Linked DNA regions of Homo sapiens: regions 1 and 2 are each linked to region 3. The links are chromatin loops, found by intact Hi-C in ENCODE. Cell type or tissue: dorsolateral prefrontal cortex. All regions are shown on one strand. Links, peaks and the distances in the headings refer to the core of each region. The heading gives the core; the rest is flanking DNA.

Region 1 (9,771 bases), core at 655-8,654, 150 kb after region 3:
CACGTGTGGACCGTGAGCCGGGCAGCACCCCCCGACCTGACGCGTCCCCATGTGTGGACCGTGAGCCGGGCAGCACCCTGATGGCCTGACGCGTCCACATGTGTGGACCGGGAGCCGGGCAGCACCCTCCCGACCTGACGCGTCCCCATGTGTGGACTGTGAGCCGGGCAGCATCCTCCCGACCTGACGGGTCCCCTTGTGCCCATTGTGGGACCTCCATCATGCAGGCAGGTGACATGCATCAAACTGAATGCAAGGAGGAGGGTCCAGGATTGTGTGCGGGCTCCGTGTCTCGTCCTTCTGAGGCCTTCTGGGAAGCCAGGAGGGCAGTGGGGTCTTTTGTGTGTTTCCTCCTGGTGGCCGTGGGTTTGTAGAAATGGCTTTTTGCAAAAGGGCCCGGAGGCGGAATTAGAGCCTGTCCTGGAAAGGATGATGCCTTCGCGGGCACCTCTTTCCATTACTCCAGTGCTCCCGTGATTTTAAATATGTGCACCCTGCAGACTTCAGCCTTCTAGTGTCCTGGGTGAATAAATGCCAGGATTGCTCCAATGCTGGCAAACCTGAAACAGGAATTTCTCTGCATTAAGTTTGTCACCAAAATGGGAGGTAAGGGGAGAGGGGAAGGAACTTCTTGGCCTCGTCAGCCCTTTTCTTGAAACTCACAGTCAAACTTTGTCAAGTTCTAGGTGATAGTGCTTGAGGCGATGCACTTATTTATGTTATGTCTTGTTTTCTGAGTACGGTGCTTCGAGAATTTAAATATTTAGGTGAAATTGCCATGCACAGTTGAATTGGCACCATAATTTGACTCTCTGTAAAGCCTTTTGGTTTCCTGTTAGAGTGACCATTTTTTGAGTCAACTGAAGCAAACCCTGCTGTCAGCACGAAGGAGCCACTTTATAGTTAGGAGATCAAATTAAATAGAATTCTCCTAAATAGAGCGTGCTCTTTTCATAAATTTTAAAAATTCATTTATTCATCAAACACATACTGAGTACTTATCACCCTGGTTGCTAGTTACTGTTCATATATGTTTTTAAGGAATTACTTCCACCTAGCTCTGAAATAACATTGCATTTAGAATTTAGCCCAGAGGTGATTAAGCATGAGCTTTTCACAGCAGTCCTGTTTTCATTTTTACTTGAGAACATGTTCTCAGACTCGGTGCCCAGCTGACGTTACCTGTGCATTGCCCGAGGCACACACCTGGCCGGGGCTGTGTCTCGGGGGCTTCAGAAGAGGAAGGAAGGGCTGCCAGGCATCTGGCCCTTCCACGTTTCCCTGGTGGAGGGATTAGGCCTTGGGCAGGAGTCTTGGCTTGTCTTAATGGATGAGCTTGTGTCTCTCAGTCAGCTCTGCCTTGGTGTTAAGCTCTGGACTGACTCTGACCTCTGAGTGGCAGAGGAGAGGACGGTGATTTAGAATCAGTCATGCAGACCAGGGCACTCAGCGGGTCTTGGGTAAAAAGTGGTGGCAATCGATTGCTTGCCCTTTTGGGAGAACTGTGTGGATTGACTCCTCTGAAGACCTCTTTGTTTTGATTTTATCTTGAGACTTTGTAGAAGCAAAAATGCCTTTAAACAAAATTAAATGATGGGCTTTTGTAATGTTTGTGTCTCCCCAAGATTCACAATTGGAATCCTCACCCCGGAGGAGATGGTGCTAGGAGGGGGAGCTTTGGGTGGTGAGGAGGTCATGAGGGTCTCATAAATGGGATTTGTGCCCTCATAAAAGGGACTACAGAGAGCTCCCTCGCTCCTTCCACTGTGTGCGGACCCAGTGAGAAGGCGCCGTCTGTGAACCAGGAAGCCCTCACCAGACAAACCTGTCAGGTCTTGACCATGGACTTCCTAGCCTGAGAGCTGTGAGAAATGAACTTGTGTTGCTTGTCAGCCCCCGCCCAGCCTATGGTGTGTTGTTACAGCAGCCTAGGTGGACAAAGGCAGGTTGTGAATTTTCTGTTGTTTGTCAGTCCCCGCCCAGCCTATGGTGTGTTGTTACAGCAGCCTAGGTGGACGAAGGCAGGTTGTGAATTTTCTGTTGCTTGTCAGCCCCCGCCCAGCCTATGGTGTGTTGTTACAGCAGCCTAGGTGGACAAAGGCAGGTTGTGAATTTTCTGTCAGATTTTCTGGCTTCAGATACCTGGTAGGGAAATGTCACCATCTTACGCAGGTGGGACCGTGTGGAATCAGACGTTATGTTATGATTTGACCCTGTTCTTGCCCCACGCCTGTGCAGTTCACACCTCCAGGTGTCTCGGCTGCCCGCGGCCCCTCCAGGTGTTTCTGATGCGGGGATGTGGGTGCTGGTGCACACGAGTCCCATGTGGTGCCGGTCGCAGCTATGCCGTCGGGGAGCAGGACTAGGAGCTCCCGCCCCTCGTGAACCAGCAGCCTCACCGGGAAGCTGCTGAGAAGTGTATGACGGAAGGTGATTGCGCCTCGAGACTGAAACTTCCTGTTTACAGGGAACTGAGGTGCATAAGAGGGAATTTAATGATGCCCTGAGAGACAGATGCATCTGGGGGACGTTCTGCAGGACGTTGGCCCCAGACTCTCGAAAAGTCATCACAGATAAAGGGTGTGAGGCTGTCCCTGACGAAGATGGGGAAGGAGAGTCACTCGGCGCAGTGTGTGGCCCAGATAGAAAAGACGTTTTCGGGAGAATTGTGCTTATTGAATATAAAGTGGACAGCGATGCTCTGAAATGGTTCTTGTCTGCCGATGATGGTTCTGCGGCTGCAGAGGGTCCTTTATTCTTAGGGAACGCGTGCGTGAGGACTCGGCGAGGTGGCAGGAGCCTGTCACCTTCAACTGGCTCCAGAGGAGAAACGAATCTGTCTCTCTGTATAATCTACAGAGAGAGAGAGTGAGAAAGCAAATCTACCGAAATGTTAGTTGTCGGAACTCCACGTGGAGAAAACTTGGCCACTCATTGTACTGTTCTTCCACTTTTTAAATATGTTTGAACATTTTCATAATGAAAATGTGGGAAAGTAAAAATACATCTGGAAATTGGTATGGAAGTGAGTCAAGCCAAGCACCCTTGGGTTCAGCCGGGAAGAGCCGACGAGCCGACGAGCCGTTGGTGTTCTGTCGACTTGTGGGGATTTCCTCCTCCTGGGTTCACCACCTAGTTTTCCTTGTGATAAAGTTATTTTGTATGTAGCTATGAGCACAGGTTGATGCTGGAAACACACATGTAGTGTGGATTGTCATTAAGAATGTGGAGAACTGGCTAAAGAAACCACTTGTACAGTTTTGAGATGAGCACTGCCTGCCTCAGCATCTGTGGTAACGGCTTCACTTGGGTGCAGAGCTTGGCAGAGGTTTGAGTGACTCTATCTCGATGATCGTCTGTCAGAGGACAAGGTTAAGTGTCACCACCGAGGACCCCGTTGAGCCTCTGGGCTGGAAGTAACTTCCCCTGGGCCGGTGAGGCAGCCTCTGGGGGTCTTTCCTGACAAGACCCTTCACTGAGCTGCAGTTTGGCCACCTCTGCCCTCGCCTCCCTGACTGCAGGGCCTCGAGGTCTCACCACCTCCAGCCTGAGCGCCCAGTGCCCAGGGGCAATTTCCCGCCTTCCCCGGGGGCTCAGGATGCTGGCTCCTGGGGCAGTGCCCGCAGCTGGGCCCCTCCTCCAGGGCTGGCCACGGCCTCCTGCTGTGTCATACCAGCTGCTTCCCCGCAGCTGCAGCCCACACTGCGCGGCCGCTTCTGCTTCTGTTGGATGAGGAGACGCAGGCCCTCGCCCAGGCCCCCATGGGCCCTCAACGCCCCAGAGACCCGGCTTCCCGGCCTCGCCCCTGCTGGCCCTAAGGCTGTGCCACCTCCCCCTGCCCAGTCCCTGGTCTCTGTACAGTGTCTGTCCAGGACGTCTATCCATCCATCCTTGACAACCTGTCCAGATGAGGCCACTGTTATCCCAGTCTGTGAGGGGCGATCACAGCCCAGGTGCCGGCCGATGTGGAGACGCTGATGGACTTCAGTGTGCAGGAAAGTGAGTTCCTTCATATCCACAGCCAGCTGGGAGCCCACCCCATTCACAGGTGGATTTGCCTTGTTTTTTGGCCCAATCACCTACATTAAATCAGAAGAATCACAGTTCCCTGCTCTTCTGGTTTTTGTGACTGTCCGCCTCTCTCCTCTGCCTTGGATTGGAGGGTGGGGTGTGTCATGGGTTCGTGGAATCCTCTCTCTGTTCTTGTGTAGCCACCAGGGACTGTTATCCAGGCTGATTCCACAGGAGGAGTTTGGGGTGAGTTCCTGAGCGAGAGTTGGGAAGACTGACGTCTGCGTAAATCTTGCTTGTTCGTGGTTATTCCTCTCAGTCTTCTTAAATTCTGAAAAATTGGGGGCCAATTAGAAATAAGGATTTAGGTATGGATCGGTGAGGACAGAATGTTGATCTAATTGGCTTTACGTTGTGTGTGATAATTTTACGCTACCCTCCGGAAGAACTTAAGATGTTGACAGTGTCGTGAGAATCATTTTTTTCTTTTTCTTTTTCTTTTTCTTTTTTTTTTATTTTTGAGATGGAGTCTCGTTCTTTTTGCCCAGGCTGGAGTGCAATGGTGCAATCTTGGCTCACTGCAATCTCTGCCTCCTGGGTTCAAACAATTCTCCTGCCTCAGCCCCCCAGTAGCTGAGATTATAGGTGCTCACCAACACACCCAGCTAAATTTTTGTATTTTTAGTAGAGACAGGGTTTCACTCTTAAGGACGTTGTTCAGTAAGTACTAATTGGTGGCCTGCCGTTGAACTAATTTCAGTGTAGTACTGACATCATCAGCCACGGCAGAAACTTACTTGGCATCCCTGGAAGAGAGGGCAGGGAAGCATAGCAACCTGAAACCACCTCATTCTCCAGCGCTACTTCCAACTCTGAGCTGATGGTCATTACGAGTGGATCTGCCCTGGACAAGTAGTTTAGTGTAGCTGCCTTGGACGGGCAGGTGAAAAGTAACAAACCGCCAGAAAACTCAGCTAATAAAATGTTAGGAGAGACTTGGGGCACCAGGAAGGGGTGAGGCCTGTCTGTGTGCCATCTGTGTGGAGCCTCAGTATCTAGGGGACAGCGTTGACGCTGAGCCCCAGGTTTTTATTAGTGTTTCCCTGAATAAAACGCCACTCCTGAGCTGTGGACTGGGAGGCTCTTTCTGATGATTAGGCTTCATAATGCGGGATCACTAGGCAAGGTGGATGTGAGGGCCATAGGATCTGGAGACTGTCCAGGACTGCTTTCTGGAAGGCGGCCAGCCTGCTGGAGGGGGACAACAGGCTTGTCCCTTCAGCAGTGAAGCCACCAAAGAGAGTCTTTTTGAGAATAAAAGAGAGAAGCTTTTAAGGAAAAAAAGCAGTTTCTGTCTCTGTTTGGGAGTTGAGTGCATTTTCCTGCATTTATTCAGAGATGTTCGTCAGTTCCCACTGTGTGCCGGGGCCCCGCTATGGGGTAGGGTCACCCCACCGCGTACCTAACCCAGGAAAACTCGTCTGCAGTTATTTCAGAGGCTGTTTGCATTTCTTGTGCTTCAATGGGTGGAGGGAGTTTTTCCTCCTACTGTTTTTAGTCAGTTTTCTTAATCTAGCCTGTTACTGGGATAAGTTCCAGAGCCGAGCAGTTTTAAAAACAATCTTTGCACCTTGCATGGAGAGCAGTCCATCTGTGGGTGGTTTGTTCCTGGAGGTGCTGCAGTGGCCTTGGGTGACGCGAGGGCCCCCTGGCTCAGGATGGGCCGAGAGAGGAATGCGTGAGCAGTGGGCACCGGCCGGAGGCAGGGGAGGCGTGGCCACCTGTGGCTCGAACTCTCCCCATCCACTCTACGGCACCACCTCGGACTCCCCGCGTCCGCTCTGCAGCACCGCCTCGGACTCCCCGCGTCCGCTCTGCGGCACCGCCTCGGACTCCCCCCGTCTGCTCTATGGCACCGCCGGAATGTGAACGCTGTTGCCCTGGACGTTTTCTCTCTCTGCTCAGTGCCCAGGCTCTTGGGTACACAGGCGGCCCCGGGTTTTATTTGGAAAGGGTACAGAGAACAGTGAAGTAACCCACGTGCCTAAGCTTTGATTGACATGAAGAAATGTAGAAGCTGCTGAAATCCTGGTCATTTTAGAACAAAGTATCTTATTAACATTTTTCTAAAAGAAAGAAATCATTAAAAAATTGATCCCGGTTGAGGTAGAAGGATCTCGTCCTCATCCTCCTCAGTTCCTTCCAGAATCAGCTTCGAGTTCAGCTGCAGAACGGGTTCTGGTGGTGGCTGGAGCAGCCCAGGAGGGTGCCGTTGCGTCTGAGTTCACACCGGTGCCTGTGTGGTCTCCAGTTACGGTGCTGGCCGTGGAGTCTGGGTTCACACCGGTGCCCGCATGGTCTCCAGTTACGGTGCTGGCCGTGGAGTCTGGGTTCACACCGGTGCCCGCGTGGTCTCCAGTTACGGTGCTGGCCGTGGAGTCTGGGTTCACACCGGTGCCCGCGTGGTCTCCAGTTACGGTGCTGGCCGTCGGGTCTGGGTTCACACCGGTGCCCGCGTGGTCTCCAGTTACGGTGCTGGCCGTGGAGTCTGGGTTCACACCGGTGCCCGCGTGGTCTCCAGTTACGGTGCTGGCCGTGGAGTCTGGGTTCACACCGGTGCCCGCGTGGTCTCCAGTTACGGTGCTGGCCGTCGGGTCTGAGTTCACACCGGTGCCCGCGTGGTCTCCAGTTACGGTGCTGGCCGTGGAGTCTGGGTTCACACCGGTGCCCGCGTGGTCTCCAGTTACGGTGCTGGCCGTGGAGTCTGGGTTCACACCGGTGCCCGCGTGGTCTCCAGTTACGGTGCTGGCCGTCGGGTCTGAGTTCACACCGGTGCCCGCATGGTCTCCAGTTACGGTGCTGGCCGTGGAGTCTGGGTTCACACCGGTGCCCGCATGGTCTCCAGTTACGGTGCTGGCTGTCGGGTCTGAGTTCACGCTGGTGCCCGCGTGGTTTCCAGTTACAGTGCTGGCCGCTTGTACCTTTCTGGGAAGTTAGAAGGAGGATCATTTCATCGCCTCCCTGTCCTCCCACACCTTGACCTATACTGGGCCACCGCGAATTCTTCCTTTTAACTGTTTCTCTCTTCACAGGCAACACTGGCGTTTTGTGGTCCACGTTTGCCTCTTCTGAAAACGGATTCTGTGTTGCTTTATAGAATCACATGGTCTCTTTTATGAATTTCGCTTTTCTTTCATAAAATAATCGTGCTTTTATCTCTTCAATCTCAACTCTGTTCCCTGGCACAGGCTCTTCCCAGCTCAAAAATTAAAAGTAATCTTTGATTACGCTTAATACTTTCTAAAGTTTTGAAGTTTATCAGCATGTGGGTTACAGAACATTGACTATTTATTTAATGGAAAATTACATTCTAAGTAGAGTATTAAAGTGAAAGGGATCTTTTGATTTTATTAAAATATTCAGGTAAACATATGAAAATGCCTTCGCCAAACTTCATGCTTGTATATCATGAAAACATTAAGCTGCTAAGCTCTCTCTGCTCCCGGGAATGCATTATTAGAGTATGTGTTTGAAGGTGTCATTCCAGTCTTAGTTTTAGGTATTTTTTAAAGGGGTTGGCTGGAGAAGTGACATTTAGCATTGAGTGAATGTTTGATAAAGATTTGTCTCTATATAAAAATATTTAAAAACAATCTTTAGCGTTTCCTTTCAGGGTTCACCCATTAAAGAATGGTCTTGTAAAAAAAAAACATGTTAAGAGTGTTGGCGCCCAGAGGTGCTACCCTGCCCACAGTTTCATCATCCGCTGTCGCCAGGTGACACGTCCAGTGTTTAGCTGCATGTCAGACGTGGCCACAGGGCCACAGGACATCCCTGCGGACGGATGTTCTTATGCAGATTAATTAGGATGGAGACTGCTGCAGAACTGTAAACCCCCCAGGGGCTGACGGAAGCCTGGGAACACCCGAGACACCAGAATCCGCTGCTACAGTGGGTGGAAGGAAACCTCCCTGGAAGATGGGACATGTAATAAGGAGAAAGTACCAAGGCACGTGGTGCTTTGAAAACTGAGATGTTTTAATTAAATTAACAATTAAAATAATTTAATTATGTGAATTATTTGAACTCATTTTAGTTCTTTTTAGGAAATTAATACTTTAAGCAAGTTTGTTTTTGTGAATCGTTTGAATTAATTGAGTCAGCACAAATGTTAGCATTGATATCTGACCCCCTTCCAGGGTTGGGGCAGAGGAGATGGGGGCGGAGGAGCCAGGCCTCCAACCCGCTTTCCCCTGGAGCTCAGCCAGAATTCCCCATTGAGGAGCCCTCAGCTCCCTGAGAGCCAGGAGCTCTTGCGGAGAAGCCACTGTCTGCACGCCACCTGCTTCGATGACCCTGCTCTGCCATCCCTGTGCTCCAAGGGCCGGGCCCTGCCGTTGCCTGTGCCAGACGGGTCTCAGGGAGATGCCGGCCAGCAGGTATGCATGGCGAGGCCTGGGCATCAAGGCCCGGATTCTATGGCTGCCAGTTTCATTCTCTCGTTGTTTGTCCCCCTAGCAAGACTTATGAGGTTCCTTGAGGACAAGACTCCCTCCTGCCACCTGGTCTGTTTCCTGAACATTCACTGCACTAGCACGGCCCCGGGACGCAGCCCTTGGGAATCAGGCCGTCGGCCATGGTAGAGCGGCTGGCACTGCTCGGCACCGTGACGGACGTTGGCCGCTGTGCTTCACTTTGGGGACATGTTTAAGTACAAAACTAATTTTAAAATTTCACCATTATTTCAAGACAGCTGAGAGCATATTAGCACAGAATCCCTGGTCTAAATGAAATCGAAGAGTTCTTATTAATTATTCATAATGCCATGAATATGTTACCTTATTTTTTATAATTGCCAGTCTGTATAATTAACCTTTCATTTGGTTAAAGTACTTAACATTAAGTAGAGCTATAATTACAACTGTTTTTAAAAGTATATGGAAGAATGTTTAAATGTTTAATTAGAACCACTTTTTTTAGCTTCATAAAGAATTTTTTTTACTTGTCAACAAGGATCTTTAATTATTTAAACCAAAAGAGCAGAACAGACCAGAAAAGAAAAACAACTAGTCAAGCTGGGAACTGCAATGGTGGCGTCGTTCCGTGAGTCTCGGGTTTTGCTTCTTGGGTTTGTGGTCAGAGTCCTTACCTTTGATTTCCTAACACAGGTTGTTAGAGTTGGAAGTGAGTGTGGAGATGAGTTAATCCGACTTTATTCTTTCACGGATGAGAAAGCGAATTATCTTCAGCAAGGTGGGTGCAGGTGTGGCCCCCGGGGGACACTGTGGGGAATAGGCCGCCCTCGTGGGGAGCCAAGTTCGTCGTCTCCGGGACAGAGCCCAGGACACTTCCACGGCTGGCTGGCCTCTTCCTAGAACCCCACACATTGCAAAGGATGGAGTCCAGATCTATACTGTAAAGAAATGAGGGCAGTTACAGAAAGCACCACATTCTCGGCTGAGTGGCTCTGGGCACCCCAACGTTGGGACACCTCAGCATCATGTATGGCGATCCTCAGGCTGTGCCCAGCAGTGAGGCTGGGCCTGATCAAGGCTGCGGTCTCCACCCTGAGAGCGAGGGCTTCCTTCCCCCAGCGCGGGTTAAAGCAGTGAGGCCGGGCCTGATTGAAGCTGCGGTCTCCACCCTGACAGCTTGAGCTTCCTTCCCCCAGTACGGGTTAAAGCAGTGAGGCTGGGCCTGCTGGAGGCTGTGGTCTCCACTCTGAGAGTGAGGGCTTCCTTCCCCCAGTGTGGGTTAAAG
Region 2 (9,771 bases), core at 803-8,802, 400 kb after region 3:
AATAAGCTACTAAACTTGCCATTGTAATTATTGTTTAATCCAATGTAAAGAAATTAATGTGCGTTGTCAATCAAAAAGTATTTGAGACAGGTTTCAATTTAGAATTTTATTTTGCCAAGGTTGAGGACGTGGCCATGCCACAGCCTCAGGAGGTCCTGAGAACGTGTGCCCAGGGTGGTCCGGCTGCAGCTTTTGGGTTCGTACATTTTAGGGACACATGAGACATTAGGCAATACATGTAAGACATATGTTCATTTGGTCTAGAAAGGTGGGACAGCTTGAAGCCGCAGTGGGGGCCTTCCAGGTCACAGGTGGATTCTAAGATTTTCTGATTGGCAGTTGGTTGAAAGAGTTTATCTAAAGCCCTGAAATCAATAGAAGCCAGTGTCTTAGGGTTCGGGGTTGTGGAGACCAAGGATTTTATTATGTGGAGGAAGCCTCCAGGCAGCAGGCTTCAGAGAGAATAGGTGTAAATGGTTCTTATCAGACTTAAAAATGTGCCAGACTCTTAGTTAATTCTCCCCTGGATCAGGAAAAGGACCTGGAAAGGGAAGGAGATTGTCTACAGAATGTAGATTTTCCCCACAAGAGAGAGCTTTATAGGGCTATTTCAAACTATGTCAAAGAAATATATTTTGAGGTAAAATACTTCGATTTCTTTCAGGGCCTGCTATTTGTCATGTTGGTATCTTATTGCTCCAGAGAGTCAGCTTTGTCAGTCTGGAGGTGTCTGTTTTAATGCCATTGCTGGTCAACTGTGTCTGAATTTCAAACAGAGGATGAGGGAGTAAGGGGGGCATGTCCGACCCCTCCTTCCCATCATGGCTGAACTGGTTTTTCAGGTTAACTTTGGAATGTCCTTGGCTGAGGGAAGAGGTCTCTTCAGTTGGTTGAGGGGCTTAGAATTTTATTTTTGGCTTACGCTCATACCAATGTAAGGTTTTAGTCCATGTGGATGGTTTGTTCTTCTGTAAAGCAGTTACGGTAACTGTAAGAGACATGAAGTGGGGCGGCTGCAGTGCAGGTCACGCTGCTGCTCCCTGTAGGCGGCCAGTCGTGTAGGAGGAAGCCAGCAGCACGCGCCCCAAGGGACTGCCCAGGTCTGAACCTGCAATGTGCCTGTGCACACTGCCCTTAAACCATCAGCTCCCTTCAGCACTTTTTTTTTTTTTTTTGAGATGGAGTCGCTGTGTCTCCCAGGCTGGAGTGCAGTGGCACGATTTCAGCTCACTGCAACCTCTGCCCCTCGGGTTCAAGCGATTCTCCTCCCTCAGCCTCCTGAGTAGCTGAGATTACAGGCGTGTGCCACCACACCCGGCTAATTTTTGTATTTTTAGTAGAGATGAGGTTTTGTTACGTTGGCCAGGCTGGTCTCGAACTCCTGACCTCAGGTGATCTGCCCACCTCGGCCTCCCACAGGGCTGGAATGACAGGTGTGAGCCACTGCGCCTGGCCCCTTTAGCACATCTTTAATGTGTGCACAGTGTGGGTGACTCTTCCAGCTCTAAAAGGCAACAATCACAGGTAGCCCAGGCAAAGAAACTTCAGCTGTCTTTGTGGCTACTCCAGCATTAAAGTTTGTTGACTCAATATTTAAGAAAACCATCTGCCACGTGGGTATCTCTTCAGAGTCTGTGCCAGTTACATGGTTGCATTTCAAACTTCCCCTTGGATGGGAAGGGAGAGAACACGGGGTTCCTTTTGGAAACAGGAAAGATGATTGCTATTTTCATTTCCTATGTACAAAGCCAGGAGGTTCATGCTTGGCCTCCTGAGTATGCTCGTGTCTGGCAGAGGCAGGGGAGTCTGTGGTAGCTGCTATGGGAGAATGCCAGTTTCCCCCCCACCGGATTTGCAGCCAGTTTCCCCCCCCCCCACCGGATTTGCAGCCAGCACTCCACGTGTGCATCAGACAGCTCAGACTTCCCGTGAGGTGCTTTCTCATCCCCTGGGTCCCATGGTCTTCACAACAGGTGAGAAAAGTGGAAGGACTGGAGGACTCCAGTCATGCTTACATGACAGCCTCAGTACTATAGTTAACCCCAGTCCTGGGATCTAGTGAGGAGTTTACAAGGCTTCTCTTCAGCTGATGTTCATGTCCATGGTTAGGGGCTCTCTGGACATGCTCTGAGGTCTCTAAGCGACAGTGAAATGATGATTTGCAGGAACTTGTAGGCATGAGCATATGGTGATGGTTCAATAACCAGACACAAAACATTTATCATTGTTATTCGTAACAATTATTCTTTTCTTCACTTTAATAATTTGTATTTATCCATGTTAAAGTGTATAGCCTGGTGTCCTCCAGTCCAGGCTGGTTTGTAGAGGAAAATGATTTGGATAAAGGGGGGAGGTGGTTTTCCTGAGCATGTTGGAGTGCTGCTCTCAGGTTGGCAGAAATGCCATCCTATTATCTCAAATCCTAGGCATAGCTCCAAATACCAAGGTGGCATTTATTTCAGCCATGAAACGTTTCACTGTAACACATTTAAGATGCTTTGAAATAATGAATTAAGTACCTTTGAATGGTAGTAGAGACATAAACCGTACGTTTTGAACAAATCAGAAATCTTTCCAAGGCCACGTGGCTGGGAAGCTGTGGCAGTGATGATGGAGGAAGAGGACAGTTTTCCTCTCCCACAGGAGGACCCAACAGTCCCCCTCAGCTGAGAGCCCCTTGTACCCGAGTAGAGGCTGCACGTTCACTGTGCACAGGGCAGGGTCCACATGGGGATGAGGGGCATCTCGGGGGGACTCTCTGTGGTCCGAGGGCAGGGAGCATAGCAGGAGAACAGTGTGGGGACATTTCAGGAGGCCAGGACTTCTCACGCTGGGAGGTCCCTGGGGACTTACGTGTCAGTGACTGTAACCTGTGCATGTGATGAGGACACGGGGACAGGAAAGATCCCCTGCCTGTCCCTCACCTCCAGGACATAGGGAGGGGCCCTCTGTGGCTATGGTTTTATCACCAAGCACCAAAACCCCTCTCAGAAGAAAGGGCTGACATTCCTGTCTTGCCCTCTCTGTGCCAATATAACCCTGAGGTGACTTTGCCTACAGATGCCTCAGGCTTTGCAGAAAGCTGTGGAGAACGCACAGACCTTAACAAGGCATTTAGAAACCTTTACTGTGCCAACCAGTGGTCATGGGATAGAATGCTAGGGAAGCCACAAGTGATTTCACAGGTGAAGTACAGAGACCCTCCCCTGAGGCCGAGCCTCTCAGGTCTAAAGACACCGTGACTTGATTTTACTTTTTAAATATTATTTTAACTGACAAGTTATAATTATATACATTTATGGGGTAGAGTGTGATGTTCTGATATATGCATACGACGTGGAATGTTTATCAAACTGATTAACATATCTGTCACCTTGCTTACCTCTCATTTTTTATGGTAAGACATTTGGAATATACTCTTGGTTATTTTGAAATGTAGATTACATTTTCATTTATTATAGTTACCCTGCTCTGCAATAGATCTCAAAACCTCTTCCTCCAATCTGAGGCTTTGTCTCTTCTGACCAACATCTCCCCATGTCCTCCCTCCCCCCCATCTCCTCCCTCCCCCAACTCCTCCCTCCCCCCAACTCCTCCCTCCCCCCCAGCCCTCGTGGTCACCATTCTATTCACTGCTAAATGCCACGTGTAAATGAGCTCATGTAGCCTTGGTCTTTCTGTGCCTGGCTTATTTCCGGCAGCCTAATGTCCTGGTTCAGCATACGGCAGGCTTCCCTCCTCACTGACGGCTGAATAGTGCCCACTGTGTGGCACAGTGTCCTTCCTGTTCAGCATACGGTCACCTTCCCTCCTGTCTGAAGGCTGAATAGCGCCCACTGTGTGAGGTAATGTCCTTCGGTTCAGCACAGAGCAGGCTTCCCTCCTCCCTGAAGGCTGAATAGCGCCCACTGTGTGGCCTAGCGTCCTTCCTGTTCAGCATGTGGCAGGCTTCCCTCCTCCCTGAAGGCTGAATAGCGCCCACTGTGTGGCCTAGCGTCCTTCCGGTTCAGCATGTGGCAGGCTTCCCTCCTCCCTGAAGGCTGAATAGCGCCCACTGTGTGGCATAATGTCCTTCCTGTTCAGCATACGGTCACCTTCCCTCCTGTCTGAAGGCTGAATAGCGCCCACTATGTGACGTAATGTCCTTTGGTTCAGCACAGAGCAGGCTTCCCTCCTCCCTGAAGGCTGAATAGCGCCCACTGTGTGGCATAATGTCCTTCCGGTTCAGCACACGGCAGACTTCCCTCCTCGCTGAAGGCTGAATAGCACCCACTGTGTGATGTAATGTCCTCCTGGTTCAGCACACGGCAGGGTTCCCTCCTCGCTGAAGGCTGAATAGCACCCACTGTGTGCCATAATGTCCTTCCAGTTCAGCACAGAGCAGGCTTCCCTCCTCCCTGAAGGCTGAATAGCGCCCACTGTGTGACGTAATGTCCTTCCGGTTCAGCACAGGCCCGGCTTCCCTCCTCGCTGAAGGCTGAATAGCGCCCAGTGTGCCGGCTCTGCCTGCTCTGCATCCATTCGTGGGTCTTTGGGCACTGTGGTTGATTTGTCTTCTTGACCCTTGTGGATAACACTCCAGTGAATGTAGGGATGCCGATAATCTGGATTCCTGATCAATTTCAGTTCCTTTGGCCCAATACCCAGTAGCAAGATTGCTGGATCATATGGTAGTTCTATATTTAGGTTTTTGAGAAATCTCCATACCATTTTCCATAATGGCTGTGCTAATTTGCATTCCCACCAATAGCGTGCAAGGGTTTTCTTTTCTCTGCATCCTCATCAACGGGTATTTTTCCTCTTTTTGATAAACACGTTGTAACCAGTGCAAGAAATGTGAGGTGATGTCTCCTTGTGGGTTGTTTTTTTTTTTTTTCCTTTTCCTTTTTCTTTTTCTTTTTTTTTCTTTTTTTTTTTTTTTTTTGAGACGGAGTCTCGCTCTGTCACCCAGGCTGGAGTGCAGTGACGCAATCTCTGCTCACTGCAACCTCCGCTTCCCGGGTTCAAGCTATTCTCCTGCCTCAGCCTCCTGAGTAGCTGGGATTACAGGCGCGTACCATGGCACCTGGCTAATCTTTATATTTTTAGTAGAGATTGGGGTTTAGCCATGCTGGCCAGGCTGGTCTTGAACTCCTGACCTCCACTGATCTGCCTGCCGTGGCCACCCAAAGTGCTGGGATTACAGGCCTGAGCCATCGCGCCTGGCTTCCCTGTGGTTTTAATTTGCGTTTCCCTGATGATTAGTGATGTGGAGCACCTTTTCATGGACCTGTTGGCCATTTGGGTGCCATCCTTTCAGAAGTGTGCCTTTAGAAAGTAGCAGCTTATTGGTCTTAGAGAACTTTTCTTATTTTTAACTGAAAGAATCTGTTGGCTATGGTGCAAGTCAAAGTGAGGTCAGATGAGCATATTCGTGTAGTTAAGTATGTGAATCCTAATATTGCTTCCATCTGCCAGTCCTACAGCCGCTAGAAGTGTCTTCGAATAAAGACCCTGATGAGAACCTAGTTTTCTGAATGCATCCTGGGAGGATTCTTTTTATTCACTTTCCTGAGATGTAGCACCTGTTTCCCGGAGTTGGCCTCAGATCCAGCCAGACTGAGGCCGACGCCACCTTTCCAAGGACAGAGGACTGAGGCCTGTGAGTCAGGAAAGCCACTAGTCCAGGTGCAGCCGGGTCCCGTCCTTGGGTCACCGGCAGAGGTCGTGAGGCCCACTGAGGACCCGCAGCCCTTTGCTTCAGGTGCTGTGTGCAGGGTCCATCTGTCTGGTCCCTTTCTTTGTTGAGTGTGTGTGCGCGCCTGTGTGTGGGCACGTGTGTGTGAGTGTTGAGTGTCTGTGTATTGTGTGGGGACGTGTGTGTGCGTGGGCGTGTGTGTGTGTGTGCGCTGAGTGTGCGCATCCGCGTGTGTGCATGGGCGCGTGTGAGAGTGTTAAGTGTGTGTGTGTGTATGTGAGTGTGTGCGCGTGTGTACCTGGGCGCGTGTGTACCTGGGCACGTATGTGTGTTGAAGACTCCACTGGGCTGCCTCCCACATGGGTGTGTAGGGTGAGACATGGTTAAGTGCTGTTCTGAGCACACTGGCCAGGGCTGGGCAGAGCTGTGCTGAGGGCTGGCGTCTGACGGGGCCGCGGGGGGCACTCTACACGTGCGGAGGAGCAGCAGGCCCAGCCTCACCTTGGCTGAATAGCAGCCGCATCCTCCCAGGCCTGCTGCTCCTGTGGTTTTCAGTCTCTTCCTTATTTTTTGGGATCTTCTTATGTGTATGATTTTATCATTTGGGGGATTAAATCACGGGCGGACACTACCAGGGCAGGGTTTAGCGAAAGGTTGGCTCCTGGCCTGAGGTCAGCATTCCACCCACAGCCATGAGCGACTGGCCTCAGCCGTTCCTCCGTCTTGTGACAGTCACGCGTGTTCTCCTGCCTCGGCCCGGCACTTCCTGGCTCAGCAGAGCCGCCTTCCTGCTGCAGAAGCTGATGTCGCCCCACCTCTGCCCCTCACCTGTGTCCCTTCAAGAGTCGGGACGTTTGCTAATGTGATGTTCAGATTCACATTAAAGTGACTGATTAGGGCTTTACTTGAGCAAGCAGCATCTGTGTGAAAAGCACCACAAGATGTCCCCGAAGTGGGTTCCATCTGTCCGCAGAGCTCCCGGCGGCCAGATCTTGGGGAGCTGCCCTGCATGTGCTGGTTGGCTCATTTGGCTGTTGCTCCATGAAAATTCCACAGAGAGGCGTTTTCACTGTAGATTTAAATCTACAATAAGAAAAGTACTAAACACTTAAGAGACTACAGCTTTGAAATTTTAAATCTGCCTAATTTACCCAGGTGAAAACACCACTCTTCAGCTCATGTTTTCCTGTTATCAGGGAACAGGTGGGAAGATCCACAGCCAGGCCTCTGATTACTGACAGCAACCAGGCCTTGTAGGGTCCATAATTGAGGGGTTCATGCTGAGCCATCTGGGGAGCGAAGACGGTGACTTGCTCACTACAATGTGGCATTTTTAGGTCCTGGAACCCTGGCTGTTTTGGAGCTTTCAGTTTATTTTATGAATCAAATAATGGAAAACCCACACAGCTGGCACAGCTGGTGGGCGTAGAGAGAGTGATGCGAGTGCCTTGGCTGCTCGCCCACCTGCCTTTGGGCAGCTGGACAGGAGTGACGACTGGCGTAGGTCTGTTCAGGTCTGACCTTCCCAAACCGGAGCTGGCAGCCTGGAGCCACCTGTATCTGGTGTCTCCAGTGGGGCTGCACAGCAGTGGCCTGTTTCAGCAAGCTTCAGTTAGTTCGTTGAGACTGGGCTGCTCAGGGTGAGGAGAAAGTGACCCAGGTCTTCCTTCCTCTGGCCGAGGTGCCCTGCCTGGCACCCATGACAGGTGTGCCTTTCGTGCCTTTGGTCTTTGAGTGTTTTAAAGATCAGGCACTTGGTGTTAGCATGTTAGTAGAAGTGTTTTTTCAGGCCCTGTCTATTCTCTACAGTAATTGCATTGTATAATCATAGTCTTATGGAATTGGAGAGAGCTATAACAGCAGGCTCTTAACGCGACCCGCTGAACGCCAGCCTGCACTGAGCACTTTCCACACCCTCTTCTAATTTATCCCTCAACAAACCTGGGAGACAGCTGTTCTTTCTATACCTGTTTTACACGTGAGGACACTGAGGCCATGCAGTCTCACCTGTTCAGGGTCCCACAGATACCAAGCAGCAGGGCTGGGGGTTGGATCCTGGTTCTGCAGACTCGAGGGTCTGTGTGAACGCTGGAGGGAGGGCCGAAGGCTGGGCGGAGTGGGGCAGGTCGTGGATTCTCAACTCCTCTCTGTTGCCCTCTCAGGACGCAGGGAGCCAGCAGATAGGTTTCTTGCTTGGAAGCTGTGGAGTTACTGTAGCCTTGACTAGTGACGCCTGCCATAAAGGACTTCCAAAAAGCCCAACGGGAGAGATCCCACAGTTTAAAGGTAAGCCACCGAGCCTCCGAGAGCTCGCATGCCCACGTCCTTTGTCAGAAGACGGGTGCGGGAATACGTCACCCCGCCTCGGTTTCAATCCTCTGTGGAATGAAACGTCAGTCACAGACCCACGAGTTTTCACGCGTTCTCGTCCCTGATGACACAGCCGAGTTGCCAGCCCGTGGGGTGACGTGAGGTAACGCATGGTGGCGGCTTGGGTGCTCTTCTGTTGATGTCTTAGATCTCGTGAAGTCCGGAGACACCAGAGATTCGATCTAGTTGACGTGTTTGAAAGGGTACCACATAAATGGGGAGAAATTCTACAGACCGACTTTCAGAGTAACATTTAAAAGGAACTTGTTGTTTATTTCCAAGGTTGGCCAAAGCTGCTGTGGTTTGTCACAGAGTCTAAACATCTCTCCAAACCGCCCCGAGACTGGTTCCCACACATTAAAGATGCCAATAACGACACTGCGTATATTGAGGTGAGTCAGCCTTGGCCTCCTCCACTGGCCCTGAGTGTGGCCTTGGCACTAACGTGTGTTTCTGACGGTTACACGAGTGCCAAAATTCAGGGACTTGGAGAACCTCAAGTAACCAGAAAAACTGCCGTGACCTGTCAGCCCCACTTCCCTCACGCTTTGTCTCGTTTCAGTACAAGACGTGTAAGGATGGCAGTGTGCTGGGTGTGACGGTGACGAGGACTGCGCTGCTGACACACTGCCAGGCCCTGACGCAGGCGTGTGGCTACACGGAAGGTGGGGTGCCAGACCCTGACTCCTTGGGACCCTGGTTCTAACCGGGACACCTGACACGAAGGCCACATCACTCCCACGAGGAGCCATAGAAATAGCGTGAAGTTTGTGCCCAGCTCCGCTGACATGAACTTATTGTTGAGTTAGGATATCAGCTCAGCCTACCATAGCAAATACTACAGACTGGGCGGCTTCAACAGCAGACATTTATGTCCGCACAGCGCGGAGGTCTGAGGTCAGCGTGTCCTTGGGCAGTTCCCAGTGGGGGTCTCTTCCAGGTTTCTCGTAGGAGGTGTGAGAAGATGTGCAGTTAGGAACCCATCCCTACCACCCCACTGAATGCAAAGGACCTCCTGAAAGGTGCGCTCTCCACACAGCCACGCCGGGGCCTGGGCTTCAGCATGTGGATCTGGGGAGACGCTGTTAACGCCGTGGAGCTTCATCCCTGGGTGCACATGAGCATATCTTTAGTTGTAAAGAAAACGCCTGTGTGTCCACCCACCCTCCCAATTGAGTCAGAGTCTCTGCATTGGTGCTCGTGATGTGTTTTCCTTCCCCCGGGTGGGCTGGTATGGGAGGCAAAGAGGGGAAGTGAGTGGAGGGAACTTGAGTGGAGGGAACTGTGGCAACCACACTGAAATGGCACAGAGAGGGGAGGGTGCGACCCCGGGGACCCCAGAGACTCCCCCCATTGGTGGCCTGAGTCCTGCTGATATCCCCTGAAACCTCCTGAGATGTTCTGAGACGTTGTGATGTACCCTGAGGCCCTTTGAGACCCCTTGAGAACCCCCATGCCCCTGAGATCCCTTGGGATGCCCTGAGGCCCTTTGAGACCCCAGAGAACCCCCATGCCCCTGAGATCCCTTGGGATGCCCCAAGGCCCCTTGAGACCTCAGAGAACCCCCAGAGAACCCCCATGCCCCTGAGATCCCTTGGGATGGCCCGAGGCCCCTTGAGACCCCAGAGAACCCCCAGAGAATCCCCGTGGCCCTGAGATCCCTTGGGATGCCCCGAGGCCCCTTGAGACTCCAGAGAACCCCCCCATGTCCCTGAGATCCCTTA
Region 3 (9,771 bases), core at 875-8,874:
TTGCGTAGGACCGACATTGGGTAGGACCGACATTGCGTAGGACCGACATTGCGTAGGACCGACATTGGGTAGGACCGACATTGCGTAGGACCGACATTGGGTAGGACCGACATTGGGTAGGACCGACATTGCGTAGGACCGACATTGGGTAGGACTGACATTGCGTAGGACCGACATTGCCTAGGACCGACATTGCGTAGGACCGACATTGGGTAGGACCGACATTGCGTAGGTCCAACATTGGGTAGGACTGACATTGCGTAGGACCGACATTGCCTAGGACCGACATTGCGTAGGACCGACATTGGGTAGGACCGACATTGCGTAGGACCGACATTGCCTAGGACCGACATTGCGTAGGACCGACATTGGGTAGGACCGACATTGCGTAGGACCGACATTGGGTAGGACCGACATTGGGTAGGACCGACATTGCGTAGGACCGACATTGGGTAGGACTGACATTGCGTAGGACCGACATTGCCTAGGACCGACATTGCGTAGGACCGACATTGGGTAGGACCGACATTGCGTAGGTCCAACATTGGGTAGGACTGACATTGCGTAGGACCGACATTGCCTAGGACCGACATTGCGTAGGACCGACATTGGGTAGGACGGACATCTTGACGGTATTAGGTCCTCTGATTCTCTATTTAGGTCTTAATGTCACTGTTTCACTTAATTTCAGTGTTTGGTAGTCAACATACTCAAGTCTTACACACCTTTTGTTAAATTTATCTGTAGAGATTTCATATTTTGATGTGATTTTTTCCATTGCTTAACTGTTCATTGCAAGCATATAGAAATATGGTTGGTTTTTTAATATTGAATTTATTTTCCTTCAACTCTCAGAGCTGGTTCCAAGCCTGACTTTTATTCACTGTTGCCTCTGAACACCTGGGTTGAATCTTCTACTCTCTGCATCCTTTGAACTTGTTTAAAATGTGCATGAGCAGCTGTCCCCTGCCCATTTTACGGAGTAGTGAGGGTCGAAGGAGCCCTTTGAGAAGGAAGCATTCTAGGCCTAAAGTACTAAATTGTTTACACAAATATCACAGATCCTGGTCCACCCAGGCCCTAGTGCTCGGCCAGCATTTGGTCCTGTGACAGAGCTGAGCACCAGGGGAAAGTCGGAAGAACTGTTTAAAAATGCTTAATAGCATGGTTCAAAGTTGTGTGCCATTTTTTCCTCAGACTCGTTTACTTTAAGGAAACAAAGCTATAGAGGGTGAGTGCTAGATGGGAAAACCATGGCTGTGGCTCCGTTTTTGAAGTCTGCAACATGTTACACCATTTCTTCTGGTTTCCAGCCCCTTCTCATCCCATTTATGTTTTATTTGGACTGTTTTTGATACACCAGAAATCAGTGACAGCAATAGAACAGCTGTTATCCAGCAGCCCTGACTTAATTTGACACAGCAGTGACTCAGAGTGTGGTCTTTCGGTGCAGCTATCTCCAACAATAAGCATGAAAAGAAACATTAGAGAGCTTTTAAAACACTTTTATTTTTAAGGTTTTTTTTTTTTTTTTTTTTTTCTGAGACACGGTCTTCTTCCATCGCCCAGGCTGGAGCGCGGTGGTGCCATCATGGCTCACTGCAGCCTCCATCTCCCGGGCTCAGTGGATCCTCCCACCTCAGCCTCCCGAGTAACTGGGACTACAGGGGTGCACCATTACACCTGGCTAAAAATTTTAAATATTTAGTAGTGTTCTGTTTTCTAATTCATGTTATTCCCGTGGATGGCCCAGTCCTGAGGGCCACCCCTGCCCAGTGGTGCTCAAGGCTTCACAAGACCTGACCCTTCCCAGTGAACGCTGACTATACTGGGGCCGAGCATTTGACTGCAACACAGCCAGTTCACATGCTGGTAAGCAGCCTGGGACCTATGCTTGTGAGTGAAGACTGGGCCACCAGGTCTGTATTATCAGGTGAACACCCAGAGAGGCACACAGACCCTGTGTGAGCAGACGTCGTGGTGGGAGAGGAAGGGGCCCCACACAGCTGCCCCGCACCCACAACCCTGATGGACAAGCTGTGCCCACCTTTTTGGGAGGACCGACGCCCTGCAGTCTGATCAATACCCGCAGCTCTTGGCCGTTGGCTGTGTCACAGCTGCCTGGAGGCCTGGCCCCTAGATTTCTGATGAAGAACTGACTTTGAGAACTACTGCTCTACAAAGATGACAATCCAGTTTTATTGTTGACATATCACTAGTGAGTCGGCGTGATCTGTTTGGCAACTAGGTGCCTGCACACAGGCACACATACATGCACACCCAGGTAGATGCGCACACATCTGTGCTCACTCAGATGCACACACAGGCACACGTACGTGCACACCCAGGTAGATGCACACACAGGCACATGTACGTGCACACCCAGGTAGATGCACACACAGGCACACATAAGTGCATACACAGGCACAGACATGCACACACAGGCACACACATGTGCACACACAGATGTGAACACATACATGCACACACGCACAAATACATGTACACACACTGGCAGACACAGGAATGCATGCACGCACTCATACATGTACACATACACATGCATGCACACACTCATAGATGTACATAGAGACACAGGTACACATACACGCACACAGGTGCACACATGCACACACATGCACACTCACTGGGCTGGACTGGGGGGCAGGTGTGGGCTTCAGTGCATCTGCATCTGGATCCTCCATAGCTGTTCCTGGCTCCAGGCTTGCCTGTGGCTCAGTGACTCAGAACCACCTGGGAAAACTGTAAAGCTGGGGTGCTCGGCTCCCTGGGGGTCTGGCCTAGCTGGTCCGGTGGCAGGGTTGGAGTGCACTGGGAGCTCTGCGGCAGACCCTGCACAACTCTGTGACTCGCTGGCAACAGGCTCGCCTTGTCTCGACTCCTTGCCTCGACTCCTGCCTGTCCTTCCTTCCTCTGTGAAAGGCACGTCACAGTCCAGTCCTCCTCAAAGTGTGGCCCAATCCGCATCCCCTGGGTGCTGTCAGAGCTGCAGACACCAGGCCCGGCCCTGTGCTCAGGCAAGTCCCTGAGACAGGGATGCGTGGCTGAGACGCCGACAGACACATCTCTTGGAGGCTTTGAGAAGGAGCCGATGGCTGTCCCTAGCAGAGAACGACCCTTCAACCCAGGCAGGAAGCCCATCTGAGACTCCATGTGCTGGACCCCAGTGCCTGTGCTATGGCGTCTCATCACAGACACTAGTGCGCAGGCTGGTGATACAGATGCCGCGGCCAGCCTGGAAGGAGCCGCCTTGGGGACGAAGATACTTCTGAGGACCCCTGGAGGCCTCTTTCTTCCTGGCCCCTGGCTGGCCTCACCCTTAGATGACGGTGCTGGAGGAGGGGAAGTGCAGTGCAGCGGACACAGATGGTGGTCCAGGTAAGAAGCGTCACCCCGACAGTGCCTGGGGGCCCAGCTCAGGGATGCCTGCTGCAGACCACCTTTCCTAGAAGCTCCACCTGAAAGGTTTTTTTTGAGACAGGCTCTGTTGCCCAGGCTGGAGTGCAGTGGCATGATCTTGGCTTACTGCAGCCTCGAACTCCTGGGCTCAAGTGATCCTCCCACCTCAGCCTCCTAAGCAGCTGGGACCACAGGTGCACACCACCATGCCTGGCTAATTATTTTTGTAGTACAGGGTCTTGCCGTCGAACTCCTAGCCTCCCGAAGCACTGGGATTACAGGTGTGAGCTGCCATGCCCAGCCCTGAATGGTTTTTAAGGCGTGCACACACAGTCTTAGAGCTGGATTTTTCCAAAGCCGGCTATTTCAGCCCTGCTCCACGGGCTCGTCAGGTCCCTTTGACTAGGGGTCTGTGGCTGCCAGAAACAGGTTTGGAGGCCGGGACGTGACCTCCTGCTGAGGGCTGACCAGCTTGCTGGGGAGAGACCCGGCAGGGAGACTCACTGGCCCTACAGCTTGCTGGGGAGAGACCCGGCAGGGAGACTCACTGGCCCTACAGCTTTCCCTGCAGCTGGGCCTGGCGCAAAGCAGCTCAGACTTCAGCCTCGCAGGCCACACCCCTCCCCATCGGTGACTGCTGCCCTGAGTGAGGCCGGCACACGGCCCCCTCCTGCGTTGTCTCCAGGTCTCTGTCCACTGATCTCTATCCTGGCAGCCTCTGCCCTGCCTCGCCAGTGCCTGCTGGAGGTCAGGGGGCGGCTGTGGGCCTGGGCACGTGAGGGGCAGTGACTGTGCCCGCTTGGATGTGTGCATGGAGTGGGCAGTGCAGGAGCCCAGCGAACAAGGAGCATGGGGCTGGCATTTGGCCTGGGAGGCCTGGCGCATCTTCCTCTTCCTGCCCTCAGCGCCTCTGCTCCGCTTTCTAGCCATGTCGCACTCGGGGATAAAACCGAGGACATTTGGGGAAATTCTTGGCATCACGTATTGGAAAGGCAAAGGGGTCCCAGGCTCCATCTTCGGGTGCTGTGGCCTGAACTGTGGAGCTCAGACCTCCCCACGCCCCGGTTGCCTCGTGCAGACAATTGGGCCAGGAGGGGGTTCTGCATGCGGCAGATCCAGCCACTGCCAGGGCACCCAGAACCACGCGCGCAGGTTCAGTGTCAGTGCCAGAGAAGCCCGGCCCAGCCGTCCCTGTCCGTGTGGTTGTGGCTTCAGCAGACCTGCCAGTGGCCAGTGCTGCCTCACGAGGGCGTCTGTGGCCAGGCTCACCAGAGACTGGAAAGTTCCCGGAGGACAGGGGGACGGACACCACGCCAGCTGGAGCGATCTTCTGGTGACGAGGCGGCTCCACCATCCAGTGGCAGCTCCTTGATGTTCTTACTGTCATCGTCCCCAAAAATCCCAACAGAATTCCACGTCAGGAAACAAAAAGGAAAGACACACCCGTGGCGAAGGCCCCAGCCCCACCCCCTGCCCAGATAGACAGCCATCGGCGTGCGACAGAGACCCAGGAGAGGCTCCCTTGCCCCCTGCGTCCACACTGGGTGAGCCTGCAGCGCTGGGCAGGGCACCATGGACACCTGGCGAGGAAACGCAGCGGCAACATCTGCCTGCGCAGCCTGTGGCGGGGGCTGGTGTCGAAGGGCGCATGGGCCTTGCAAAGGGGCCCCAGCCAGCGCCCCCTGGCCCCGGAGCAGAGCTCTGCAAGGTAGGACTTCCCCGCGGCCTCCCAGGGCCATGTTTGGTTTTGCTGCCATTCTGGGAAGGCTGTGTGCCTCGCAGTTGTGCTCTGGGCCGAGTTTGTCTTCCTGACCCGTCACAGCAGCCTCAGCACTTTAATCCCGTCCAACGTGGCAACATCAAGGCACGTCCGTCAGGGGGACCTTTGAGCCCAGCGGGGCCAAGCGGCCTCCCAGCTGGAGCGCACAGAGGACAGCCAAGCCGACGTCCCCCTGCCCCAGAGTGGCCTCTGGAGCCAGCGCTGTCTCGGCAAAACATCACCCACCAAGTTATGTTCATGTTGGTTTTTAATTACATTTGTTTTATTTGCGGCTATTCGGCTTTATGGCGGAATACAAGTCAGCAAGAGCTTGTGCCCAGTTTTATTAAGCTGTTTGTACAGCATAAGTAGCCATTAAATCAAAACCCTGGGCAGTGGCAAGACTTTCGTTTCTGTTAAAGAGGGTCTGTGTGTGATTTCAGTCTGAGAAACACTGGGCCCCCGTGCTCCACGGTGACCACCTGCCACACGTGGGTGGTTTGGCAAGAGAAGCCATGTGGTGTTTCCTCCGAGTCCACACCAGGATGATGGTGCGTTAGCGATATGTGGTCAGAGGACACATCACCGTCAGAATTAACCCCGCCCGTCTCACGTTGCTTTTTAATGTGACTCCCAGGAAGCCTAGGATCCCCTGCGCAGCGCGTTCTGTGTATGGAGCAGCAGCACGAGCTGAGGCTCTGCTCCCGGTCCTTCCCTAGACCCCCTGCAGCTGCTGCCACCCTGGGTGCTGACCCTCCAGCCAGGGGTCTCGGCTTGGGCCCTGCAGGAGCGTGTGGCCCGGTCCCATCACCAGCGGGTCTCTGTGTCCAGCTGCACCAGCTCCTTCGGCTGGGGCCCTCCAAGGATGGCTGGGGCTGTGGGCGGCTCCAGGCCGGCTTCTGCCGTGCACCTGGTTTCTAACCCACCCGGAGCCATCCTACTTCCTAAGCTCTGTCCAGCGCCCAGTGGCTGGCCCAGCCTGGGATGAGGAACGTAACGGGGATGTGAGGTCAGTGTGGGGAGAGTGAGGGGCCTCCCAGGGCGGCTCCCACATCCTGCCTGTCCTGGCAGCCTCCCAGCCAGAACTCCTGCGGGGTGAGTCTGAACTTCCATATGGACCTCCGCCTGCTCCCGCCTCTTTGCCATTCAACCCCCGGAATCTGTGAAAAACAAAATAAAACTAAAACCCAACTCTCACCAGGCACGGTGGCTCACGCCTGTAATCCCAGCACTTTGGGAGACCAAGGCAGGTGAATCACTTGAAGTCAGGAGTTTGAGACCAGCCTGGCCAACATGGTGAAACCCTGTCTTTACCAAAAATATAAAAAATTAGCCAGGCGTGGTAGGGCACGCCTATAATCCCAGCTAATTGGGAGGCTGAGGCAGGAGAATCGCTTGAACCCGGGAGGCGGAGCTTGCAGTGAGCCGAGATCGCGCCACTGCACTCCAGCCTGGGCGACAGAGCGAGACTCTGTCTCAAAAAAAAAAAAAAAAAAAAAAAAAAGCACTAGTAGAAGCTGCCACCAGAGAGAGGCTCACATCCAGTTTTCACAGGACGCAAGAACTTTGCAGCAATGGCTGTGATTTCGCCCGTGGCTGGAGGATGTCTCGAGTCTGGACGCTGCCTCGGTGCGTGCAGCCGGGCTGGTGAGCCTGTTTCCCGCAGTCTGTGCTGCGCCCCAGGGATCTAGCAATGGCCGGCACCGTCCCCGCCTGCAGAGGACCTGGCAGCCAGGCAGAGCGCGTGTCAGCCCCAACACCGCAGACACCAGGGATTTGTTTCTGACAATCTGGAGGCTGGAAGTTCCGGGCCAAGGTGCCGGCCGACCTGGTTCCTGGAGCCACCTCGCGCCTTCCCTCTGCACAGGCAGGGAGCACGTGGTGTCTGTTCTTCTCCTGGAGGCCACGGCCCATGGGATCAGGACCCCACACTCCCGGCTCAGTTACCCTAACTACCTCTGAAAAGGCTGCGTCTCCAAATACCACACGTCGAAGCTGAGACTTCAGTGAATGGATTTGGGGGATGCGGTGCTGCCCGTGGCTGCACCTGTGACAGCTGAGGAAGGGACAGGTCTGGGGTCTGAGAGGAGGGCGGGGTGGTTCTGCAGAAAGTGGGGAGGAAGAGGCAGTGCGTTTAGGTAGGGCCTCAAGGAGCAGGTGGACTCGGCCGCGGACAAGGCGAAGTCATCCAGCAAACATGGAGCAGCGTCGTGTGCGGAGACACAGGGACCCTGGTAGCCTGAGGCCTGAGAGCCGGCTGGGGGCAGGCGTGGGGTGTCCACCCAAACGGCTGCACAGAGGGTCTGAGCTGACCCTGAGGGCAGTGGGCAGTGATGTCAGATTTACATTCAAGGCGGTCTCCTGGGAGAAGAGAAAGGCCTGGACCCCGTGCTGGCCACACCCTTACCCGAGACGAGGACCCCCGCCCCACCCCGCCCCCGCACCACAGGCGCCCATGGGAGTCAGCAGAGGCTGGAAGTCGTGGTTGCCTTTGAGCGGGGGAGGGAGGGCGGGGTGGAGGGGCCACGCTTCCCCCTGCATACTTCCCCCTGCATACTTTGGGGTCTTTGGTGCTGTGCACAGTTCTTGCCTATGAAAAGAGTAAAGTAAGTTAGCTGGGTGCAGTGGCTCACACCTGTAATCCCAGCACCTTGGGAGGCTGAGGCAGGCCTACTGCTTGAGCCCAGAAGGCTGAGGCTGCCGTGAGCCATGATCACGCCACTGCACTCCAGCCTGGGTCGAAGAGCAAGACCTCATCTCAAAAACAATTTTTTTTTCCCCAGGAAAGTAAAAGAAATCAATGACCTTTCATTTCATTTTTAAAAGGAAGAGTCTGCACTTGAGAAATGGCATCCGGTGGCAAGGCTGAAACTTCTTCTTGGAGGGGCTCCAGCTGCAATTCAGTTGGGAAAGCTCCTCGAAGGCCGCCTTGTGTCGGCCATAACGCCCTGCTTAGAGCCCTCGCCCTCCCCTGTCTGTGTGCGGCTGGAGGCCTCGTCCGCCCAGGTGCTCTCCCCAGCCCTCCCTCGGTCCTGTCCTGACCTTAGAGATAAGGTGCCCCTGGACCCTGGAGCTTCTCCCCTGGCCGGCCAGCCCCGCCCGGCTCCATCCTGCAGGACGCCATGCATTGAAATCTGGGGACTGGCCTTCAGGGTCCTCCTTACCTCTAGGCCACTTTGTAGCTTAACATTTGTGGTTCGCTGTAAAGTAAATACCCCCCCACGAGGACTTCCCTAGACACTCAAAGCTGGTCTCGAGGTTCGGATCCTACTCCCAGTGTGTTCTCTGTGGTGAGACCCCTCACCCCCATCAGCCTACTCCGCCTCCCATTTATTTATCAGTCCCCCCTCTCACTTGCACACTGGTAAGGAGCACCTCTGGGCCGGAGACCCCACGTGCTCAGGCAGCTGCCACAGGCATCTTGCTTTGAACAATAAAATTGGGCAGAAATGACTGTCACCTGTGGGGGCACGTCAGAGTCGGCACTGACCCTCCAGGCTCCTCCCAGGGCTGCGCGGGGACATGAAGGAGGGCAGTGTCCTGGGGGCCGATGGACCCCTCCAGCCAGCACGCCAGGGAGGCAGGAGCTTTCGCCTGCCAACGCCCTGCCTTGGGGTGTCTGTTCCACAGCCCACCCTGGCCTGTGCTGACACCCCGCAGCTTTCCATGCGGCCCTGAGATGCTGATGGGGCAGGAGAGCGGGCAGGAGGGGCAGGGGGAGGAAGCTACAGCAGCCACTCTTCCCAGCAGGAGACACGGCGGGTGCTGCGGGCAGGGGGCTGGGGGCGGCCAGCTGTGAGTGAACTGGGGACGTTGCTCTCTGGAGCCTTCCTGGAACAGTCCTCGGAGGCCCTGGCCGGCTTCGAGGGCACAAAGGCTGCCCCGCAGCACACGCTGTATGGGGCACACAGGGCTTCTCCGGTCCGGCCCCTGCAGGACGCCAGGTGTGTTTCCTGGAGAAAGGTGCCAGCAGCCTCGGCCCGCATTGATCAGCCACGAGCCCCTCTCGTGCTCACCAGGGCTCCTCAGCGGATTAAACAGCAGAGAGGGGAGCCAAGGGCCCGCCGTGAGACGCTGGGAAGCAGCTGCCGGTGGAGTCGCTGTCGTCAGCGCTCGGAGGAAAGCGCCCAGTGGGTACGTGGCGCAGCCGTGAGCCGGGGATGACTCAGGCCCGATTCACAAAGGACCAGAGAAGCCCGATGCGGGGACGCCGGGGACGCCGATGCCACTCCTGCCCCGGGCGCTGCGGGGGCGGGAGGAAGACGCATCCCCCAGTCCCCTAGACCCGGGAGGCTGGAAGCTCCCACGCGCAGAGGGGCCAGCGGGGAGCCGGCCAGGGGTGTGCGTAGGTCCTGGCTTCTCACTGCTGTGTGCAGAGGCCGGGCTTGGCTGGGAGTTCAGACCCCGGGGCGGGAGGTGGGGGGCAGGTGGCGTCTGCTGCTGGGGATGGGAGGGAGGCTCCCGGAACGCCGGGCGTGGGAGCGGTGACAGCTCTGTCTGCGTCTGGCCTTGGGAGACAGTTTGTCGCCTGCAGGAGGCATTGCAAATCCTGCCCCGGCTGCCGCCTTGGCCCTGTCACCAGGTGCTGGCTG

What was found. A loop is a pair of places that touch in the nucleus more often than their neighbours do. Peaks named below come from ENCODE experiments on the same cell type or tissue, not always from the same donor. Only the 100,000 strongest peaks of a DNase experiment are listed, where the experiment ranks them.
Region 1: a loop joins it to region 3, with 2.4 times the contacts of the local background. A loop is called at or near these places in 2 of 110 quality-filtered maps.
Region 2: it touches region 3 in a loop (2.0-fold over the local background); 3 of 110 quality-filtered maps call a loop at or near these places.

What each region holds. Positions count from the first base shown.
Region 1 is chr10:629,512-639,282 of GRCh38, reverse strand. The region is part of intron 1 of DIP2C (disco interacting protein 2 homolog C); the gene reads left to right. It overlaps LOC124902361, which reads left to right. Exons shown (of 1, transcript XM_047426106.1): 1 at 1-9,771. DIP2C-AS2 (DIP2C antisense RNA 2) reads right to left here. Exons shown (of 2, transcript NR_147612.1): 2 at 8,028-9,424. Among named protein-coding and RNA genes, the nearest start is that of DIP2C-AS2, 5.8 kb to the right of the region's middle. RefSeq lists enhancers at 6,219-7,153, 9,185-9,771. In dorsolateral prefrontal cortex, for the core only: no CTCF peak of the experiment used is centred there; DNase peaks (open chromatin) are centred at 3,672, 5,230, 5,882 and 7,842; H3K4me3 peaks cover 3,410 bases; H3K27ac peaks cover 7,061 bases.
Region 2 is chr10:388,932-398,702 of GRCh38, reverse strand. DIP2C (disco interacting protein 2 homolog C) reads left to right here. Exons shown (of 37, transcript NM_014974.3): 11 at 7,840-7,963; 12 at 8,330-8,439; 13 at 8,610-8,712. Among named protein-coding and RNA genes, the nearest start is that of DIP2C-AS2, 230 kb to the left of the region's middle. In dorsolateral prefrontal cortex, for the core only: a CTCF peak has its summit at 3,928; DNase peaks (open chromatin) are centred at 3,882 and 6,392; H3K4me3 peaks cover 455 bases; H3K27ac peaks cover 3,004 bases.
Region 3 is chr10:784,503-794,273 of GRCh38, reverse strand. No RefSeq gene overlaps it. Among named protein-coding and RNA genes, the nearest start is that of DIP2C, 100 kb to the right of the region's middle. RefSeq lists a cis regulatory region at 5,300-5,313 and enhancers at 5,235-5,379, 5,675-6,596. In dorsolateral prefrontal cortex, for the core only: a CTCF peak has its summit at 4,654; DNase peaks (open chromatin) are centred at 4,663, 5,873 and 6,873; H3K4me3 peaks cover 1,403 bases; H3K27ac peaks cover 990 bases.